Linked DNA regions of Homo sapiens: region 1 is linked to region 2. A link is an interaction called in ENCODE POLR2A ChIA-PET data of the cell type or tissue named here. Cell type or tissue: PC-9. All regions are shown on one strand. Region 1 overlaps ATP11A (ATPase phospholipid transporting 11A). Region 2 overlaps ATP11A (ATPase phospholipid transporting 11A).

Region 1 (4,000 bases), 98 kb before region 2:
GTGTTTCACTGTGGTAACGTTATAGAAGACCCAATCACAGTGACTATAGGTAACCTGCAGTGTAAGAGAAATGCTTTATTGGGCGGAAGCTTCTGTTCTCAGTTGTGTCGCTCAGAAGTGTGGGTCCCTAGACACCTTATTTTCCTGCTTTGTTTCCTTCGAGCGAAATGGAAGAGGGAAGGGACTAACACTCACTTTGCCCGCGGTGTTCCCAGTTCATTCCGTTCCCTTCTAACACTCAGTGTTAAAAAGGAGGGTCACGTTGTGGGGCTAATGTGCAGCCTCTTTCCATAGAAATGAGAGATGGATGGGCCAGCCCGGCTCACCCTTTGGAGAATCCCCCCTTCCCAGCCGGTTTCTGACCCCTTCATCTTGGGAGGGGGACAGACAGACGTCCAATTTTGATGCTTGACTCCCTTTCTCCAGGCCTTCAGCTGTTTTCTGTTATATAGATCTATATAAGTGTTTGCGTAGCTTGCATTTTTAATTCCCCTTTGCTGTATTATTACGCTTATGGCATCACATTTTCTTTTAATCTAAGCGGTAAATATTCTTTAGTGAACTTTTCCAGCATATACATTATTGGATAACGTCTCGGGAATACGAGTTGTGGGATAATATTATTTCTGTTTTTCTCATTCCACCTGTGTTTTTTGCAGTGTATTCATCTGGCTACCTCACCCATATTTACACACAGAGCCATTCATCTCTATCATTTTAAGTTCATGTCTATGGTATTAAACTAATTTGACTTTTTCCAGAAACAGTCATGATCTGTTTTCTTGTAATTGCGTTATCGTCCACTATGTAGGACTAAATTATATTTCCTTTTGCTACAGAAAAAAGAGTCTGGGATTGAATACTCATATTTCCTCATGGTTTCCTTATGTGACTTACTTTATTAAAAAGGATAGATAAATAGACCCTGTTCCTTCTTGGTGTTCACATAGTCAGAATTCCTGGGACAAAGAAAGCTTTCCAGCTCCTTCTGATGTGTGAGGGTGGCTAAAAGATAAAGAAGTCCTTGGAAAACATTGCTGTAGGCATTTTATTGTGGATTAACCCTGGAGAGATAGCAGAGGCAAATGAGTGAGAGAACAGATGAAGGTTAGGCCAGGGTAGCCAGGTACTCCACACTGTGTGTTACTGGTGGTTTGGGTGTTTGGATGGACCGGAGCCATGCAGAGATACTTTGTATTTGTAAATGGTGCCGTGTTTGTATACCATGAGGAGTGCTTGTGCTTATGGGGTAGTGTATGCTCCCTGGGGTGATGTATGTGCTCTGGGGGGCGTGGGGAAAAGCGTGTGTGCCGTGGGGTAGTGTATGTGCTGTGGGGTAGTGTATGCTCCCTAGGGTGATGTATGTGCTGTCGGGGGCGTGAGGTGGTGTATGCTCTCTGGGGTGATGTATGAGCTGTGGGTACGGGGAGAGGGGACGGGGTGGAGAGTGTGTGTGCCGTGGGGTGGTGTATGTGCTGTGGGAGCCATGGGGTAGCGTGTGTGCCGTGGACTGGCGTATGTGTTGTGGAGTAGTGTATGTGCTATGGGGTAGCATATGAGCCATGGGGTAGTGCATGTGCCATGAGGTAGTTTGACCTCCATGACGTAACACTTTAAAAGCACTTCTAGGCCAGGCGCGGTGGCTCATGCCTGTAATCCCAGCACTTTGGGAGGCCGAGGTGGGTGGATCGCCTGACATCAGGAGTTCAAGACCAACCTGGCCAACATGGTGAAACCCTGTCTCTACTAAAAATACAAAAATTAGCCGGGCATGGTGGCGGGTGCCTGTAATCCCAGCTACTCAGAAGGCTGAGGCAGGAGAATTGCTTGAGCACAGAAGGCGGAGGTTGCAGTGAGCTGAGATCGCACCATTGCACTCCAGCCTGGGCAACAAGAGCGAAACTCGTCTCAAAATAAATAAGAGTATTTTTAACAGCATGGATGGAGAGCGAGTTCCATTTCCTCTTCAGAGCTGTAAGGTGAGCAACACCGATTCAGGTAGTTTAAGTTCCGAGAGGAACCAGGGCAGCCTCAGCGGGTAGCTTAGATACTTTTCTTAGATACTCTCTGGGCAGTGGCCTGAATGCTGAGTGGGAGCCTCCCTGCCCTTCTTAGCCATGTGGCCTTGGGCAAGTGGCTTAATTCCTTCTGCCTCAGTTTTCTCCTCTGAGGGTAAGAGCAGTACTCATTTCATAGCTATTGTGAGGGTTGAATGAGGTAATCTGGGTGGAGAGCCAAGAATGGGGAAGCTCTCAGTCCGTTTGTCATGCCTGGCTGTTAACATAGCTGAGTCCCTGGGTAGGGTTGGCTGGGGAGAGAGCAAACCTATGGGCTGCCAGTGCTGCTGCTCAGCTACCTGTGGGTCCCGGCCTGCTGGCGTCGTGGGTCACAGGAGAGGTAAACCGGGCACCCTGACACTGAGCATGGTGTGGAGCTCAGGTAGGATTCAGAAAGCTTTACACGCTGTGGTAAAACAGCCCTTGATCTCTGTAAGGCTGAGCATCCCGGCGTGGGCAGGATGCTTCCCTCCCTCTTCCCTTCCATGCCTCTATGTAGGGCATTTGATTTTTCTTCAGAGTTCTGTGGGTCAAGAACTCAGTCTTGTTATGGTCCTATAATCTTCTTTCAATGATTCAGCCCAGATATTCCTTGTTAGTTTTGTTCTTTTGCCTGTCAGAGCTTCTGCTTGTTTCTACCTTACCATTCTTGCTTCTTAACATTCTAAGATAGAAAACATTGAAGGATCTGAAGGATTTCCTTGCTGACAGTAGATAATTACTTTCAACACAAACTGTTATAAGTTTTTTTCTAAGAGAAAAATAAACATTTTTGCTTCCCGAGAACTTGAAGCAGTGCTATATTAGAGTGTGTTAAACCTTCTAGAAAGTCCAGCTATTTATATGCATGCATACATATCTGCTTCTTTTATTTATTACCGAATGGTGTATAATGTGAACATCAGTGTTCAACTGTGAGGTTGCCCCTTCTGAAAGACAGACTTATTTATTTAACTCAGTTATGCCAGCCCCTGTTTTAAAATTTTAGAAATGCCACATAATTTTGGAGTTTCTTTTCCTAATCCAGGATTAGACGATCCAGTGGGACCTTGCTGTTGTTCAGCTGCTGGAGTCTACACCACAGGAGCACTAAGTTAAGCTGCTTTAGCTGCCAAGGTCTTCAGGTATTTGAAATAAGTGAATCCTGAGGCATAGAATCCAAGACTAATAATCTGTCTCCAGCAGTGTGGTGGCAAGCCTGCAGTACAGACTCGTAAAGTGTTCATAATGAACAAATGTTTAACCAGGCAGCTCATCACACGAATTCACCAAGCACCCTTCTTGTCTTCAGGGCCTCGTGTCTTCCACCTGGACATTCTAAAGCAGTCTGCCCAGATGCATAATTTCACCTTTGTGTCTACACAAAGGTTGAATCATTTCCATTGCTTTTTGGAACCCTGTTGAATATCTGCTTATTAGGAACAAGCATCTTGAGGTGCTTTTATTTCTTGCCAGGGAGTGAATTTAATAACCTAGAGGGAAAAAAGTTTGTATTATTAGGTTTGGCTATAGTCAGCTAAATTTCTAGGGATAAGAACACTGTCTTCAGTTTACAATTAGTTAAAACTGTGTTGAATCCATGAATAAAAATACATAGTTGCTTAACTACACATGAAATCCTCTATTTACAGATGTATTAAACCCTAAAACCCAAAATACAAATTGTTCTCTGGTGCTTGGAGCATATGTTCAATAGAAACAGGGTTAATAAAAGATTCTCAAGTCCCAGACTTATCAATGTTTTTTTAACCAAGTTAAATGCTGGTAAAAATGCTATTTATTTGCAATAAAAATCAATAGCAAGCAAGTTTTACAGAGTAGAAATTCAAGAAGATCAGATAAGGGATGATTTTCTCTTTCACTTGGATATTATTATCTGAGAAGAACAAAATGGTACATCCCAGAGGTGCCGAGGTTAGGCGTCGGAGTCTGACAGACCCACA
Region 2 (4,000 bases):
TGCTTAATTCACACCGGGTATTCTGACATGTAGACTCCTGTGGAGACCTACTTAATTCACACCGGGTGTCCTGATGTGTAGACCCCTGTGGAGACCTGCTTAATTCACACCGGGTATTCTGACATGTAGACTCCTGTGGAGACCTACTTAATTCACACCGGGTGTCCTGATGTGTAGACCCCTGCGATAGACCTCCTTAATCCACACCGGGTGTCCTGATGTGTAGACCCCTGCGATAGACCTCCTTAATCCACACCGGGTGTCCTGATGTGTAGACTCCTGTGGAGACTTACTTAATTCACACTCAAGCATCCTGGCATGTAGACCCCTGTGGTTCTTAATTATTTATGTGCTCTTGAAGAGTTGCACATTTTTAAAGAATATTTTACAACAGAAAAGGTCACCTTTTCAAAGCCTTTTTTATGGGATTAATTTGTAACTACAGGATTGCAAAAAATTTTAATAGCTTTAACCTCTAGAAACAGGATATGTAAATGCTGAAAAACAAAGTCCCAACCAGATAAGTCCTGTGGGTGGTTTCCCAGTCATGATTCATGGAAGGAGAAATGTACTGATGAGAAATCACATCCAAAATATTGTCTCTGCAGTGGTAATACTTACAAAGTCGACGCAGTCTCAGGCGGAGCTCACTGAAGATGGTTTCCAAGCTTATATGTACTTCACCCATCCCCCACCCTCCAGCCCAAAACAAATCCCAAACATACTGCTTAGAACTCAGCCTGCGCAGCCCAGAGGTACAGAGAGGCAGGAAGCACCCAGGTGTCCACATACGGTGCCATTGTGGACTTGTAGGGCAGGATTCCAGGATATGGGTGATGGGCGTGTGGAACCGCGGCGCCCCCTGCACAGTGTGGCTCATTTGAGCCGGATGGGGGCCGTGAAGGCATCACCCAGCCTGCCCCCTGGGAGCTGGCTTCTCCCTTCCTGGGGCGGAGCTCGCCCGACAGCCCCACATGCCTGGTTCTCCCTGCAGATGAGGGTGCTGTGTGGGGTCACAGGGAAGAAACCAGCAGCAGCGGCAGAGCTTGATCCAGGCATTGGAGGAGGGTCCTGGTACCCCTGGCAGGGGCTGGCGGGAAGCTGCACTTCTGTCATTGCCCATGGCGGCTTTGGAGGAGATGACAGAGCATGGCGAATTCTGCCTCCCACTCCTGACCCCTCTGCTGTGTCATTCAAGTTTTGTCCTTTTCCTACTGTCCGTTTCGAACGTCACTGCAGGCAGTGGCCTCGGTGGCTTCGCTCCGCCTGGCCCTGCTCCCTGGCTCTGTGCTACCCTCTCTCCCCCTCGGCTGGGCCCTTCCTCTCCGCTGCTCCCTGTGGAACTGGAGCCCCTCAAGGTCTCTTCAGTTTCTGATCCGGGGAGCCCTGCAGGTTGTCAGGATGGGTTTTGTGGGCTTATTGCTGCTTTCCAGGACCTTTGAGAAGCCGTAAGTCTCCTTCCTACCAGGAAGCCCTCACTCAGGAACGCACAGACCGGGGTCAACAGGCTCTCAGGAGCGCCGTCTGCGTGCAGGTGGAGGGTGTGGCGGGGCCAGGAGAGCACTTGGCCGCCTTTCATCTCAACCTCTGAGGACAGAAGGGGGCTCTCAAATCCGCCCATGCATTGAGATCTTCGCTCTTCACAGAGGTGGGATTAGTAGCTTAGTCTCAGTTTCAAGTGGATGAGGTTGTGTAATTTCAAGGGAAAATTACATCCGGCAATACCTCTTTTGCTAATGGAACTCAGGAAGGAAAGGCCCTCAGAAAGGCTGGAGTCTGGAATCTAGGCAGGTAGCTGGCCTGACAGTAACCTTGATCCAGGTAAACCAAAGTGGAATTCTCGAGCCTGGAATTGATGACTCATAATTGTTTTCATTTAACAGCTCAGGATGTGTGAAAAAAAAATGCTGTTTAATTTGTAAGACCTAAGTTTACGACTGATTTTGGAGAATACATTTGTGATAATGTATCTATGTTTTCCTGGGGTGGCGGAGGAAATGATTTCTACCTAAAAAAAAGAAATGCTAGTAGTTAAGACTTTTTAAGTGCCACAGAAGCTTGTTCTCAGCAAGTTTGCTTTTATGAAATCAAAGGATGAAAGCCTTTGTCATGGAAGAAGTCGTAATAGAGGATGAAAATGCTGTCGGGTTATTTTTAACTTCTCATCTGTTTGACGGAAGTGCAGTTACTGGTGATAGGTGATGATAGAGTTTGTTTCCTTCTTGGGGGAGAGACTTTGGGCAGTGTCAAAACCTGAAATGACAGCCCAGCACGCCCCGTTCCCTGCTTCCTGTGCTGTGCAGAGCTCCCCCAGGCCTGCTTGCACCCCCCACGTGGGGAATCCTGAACTCCACAAAGGGATGGATCACTGCATGCCTCCTTTTCCAGATTTGTACTTTGGGGCACAGAATTCACATGGTTCCCAGCTTTGCCCACAGGAGGCTACAGAATTAAATGTTGGCTTAGACTATACTGTCCCTCCATGCCTTCAAGAAAGTTGAATCCTTCTGGTAATTGGGGAGAAAAAATTCCCTCTGCAATTCGTAGGTATAGCCAGTGTTTTCATGACTTCTATTTGTATAAATGATTTCCATGTTTATTATATCATGTAATCTCTAAAACAACCCTGTGAGCCCACCAATACTGATTATTACCAATGTATCCATGAGGAAGCTGAGGCTTAGAGCTCAGTCATGTGCCTGAGGCCACAGAAGAGGATAGAGCCCCTGTAGTCTGGCACTGGGCTTGGACTTCCTTCCGCAGAGCCAGGGGCCCTTTCTTTTCATTTTTGAGACAGAGTCTCTCTCTGTGCCCAGGCTGGAGTGCAATGGTGCGATCCTGGCTCACTGCAACCTCCACCGCCCGGGTTTAAGTGATTCTCCTGCCTCAGCCTCCCAAGTAGCTGGAACTACAGGTGCCCACCACCACACCTAGTTAATTTTTATGTTTTTAGCAAAGATGGGGTTTTGCCATTGTTGGCCAGGCTGGTCTTGTACTCCTGACCTCAGGTGATTCACCCGCCTCGGCCTCCCAAAGTGCTGGGTTTACAGACGTGAGTCGCCGCGCCCATCCAGGGGCACGTTTCTTAACAGCCCCTCTGGGTGCTCACGAATTTCCGGCATCAGCAATCCACCATCCTGGCATAATTTTCTGTGTTTTGCATCCCTGCCTCCCGGTCATAAACAAAAGAGTGACCTCAGTTCCATGCGAGTGGCTGCTTGTCCCAAGCAGATGGGTGTCCGGCGTCCCCGCCTTTTTCAGGACTGTCAGGTGGGCCCTGTGGTGCTGGAGCTGTGTTCAGGTGAACACTAGTTGAGGCTTCAGACAGCTTGTAGGTGCTCCTGCGGGCGCCTGGGCTGCTGGCAGGGGACAGTGCCCGGGTTCGTCTCGCAGCCAGAGGCCAGAGGCAGGCCAGGTGAGGCCATGCTCTTCCCTGTCTGCACACCACACTGCTGGCAAGTAACACAAAACAGAGACTGGCTACCCCAAGGGGCAGGAGGCAGCGGAAACCTGAGGCTCAGACACTAGTGAGGCGTTCCAGCTCAGGGCCAAAATCAGAGCCAGGGCAGCTGTGGACTCTGGCTATGGCGTCTGTCGTACAAGTGAGAAACGAAAAGAATGACTGTCCCGTGTCATTCAGCAAAACACATGGTGTCTTTGGAGGTGAAGAGAGGTGCCAAGCACCACTCGGTTTTCCCAGATTTCCTGTAGGAGGAAAACCACTTGGTTCTATGCTGTGGCTTTCACGCCAGGAGCTCCTAGGATTGAGGACGTCTACTGATTGTATCACAGTCGAAGGGCCCAGTGTTACATTACATTGTGTCCCCAGGCAAATACTTACATTTTTACAATTCAACAACGATGAGCGAAGGATAACTGTCCACCATTGTCAGCCTTCCCACTCTAACGTGTGGAATAAAATGCTCATTTCAGTTGATTGTATCCCGATGGTACTGCTGTGTCAGTGCAGTCACGACCCTTTAAATGAGTTCCCTGGGAT

The links. ChIA-PET counts read pairs that join two places held together with the same protein. Peaks named below come from ENCODE experiments on the same cell type or tissue, not always from the same donor. Only the 100,000 strongest peaks of a DNase experiment are listed, where the experiment ranks them.
Region 1: POLR2A ChIA-PET joins it to region 2 with 5 read pairs; 2 of 35 experiments call an interaction of 5 or more read pairs at or near these places.

The regions. Positions count from the first base shown.
Region 1 is chr13:112,692,042-112,696,041 of GRCh38, forward strand. The region is part of intron 1 of ATP11A (ATPase phospholipid transporting 11A); the gene reads left to right. Among named protein-coding and RNA genes, the nearest start is that of ATP11A, 4.0 kb to the left of the region's middle. RefSeq lists an enhancer at 1-151. In PC-9, no CTCF peak of the experiment used is centred here; a DNase peak (open chromatin) is centred at 2,220; H3K4me3 peaks cover 1,308 bases; H3K27ac peaks cover 1,118 bases.
Region 2 is chr13:112,790,431-112,794,430 of GRCh38, forward strand. The region is part of intron 2 of ATP11A (ATPase phospholipid transporting 11A); the gene reads left to right. LOC124903252 (a long non-coding RNA gene) reads left to right here. Exons shown (of 2, transcript XR_007063947.1): 2 at 1-4,000. Among named protein-coding and RNA genes, the nearest start is that of ATP11A-AS1, 38 kb to the left of the region's middle. RefSeq lists an enhancer at 1-371. In PC-9, no CTCF peak of the experiment used is centred here; a DNase peak (open chromatin) is centred at 1,781; H3K27ac peaks cover 3,347 bases.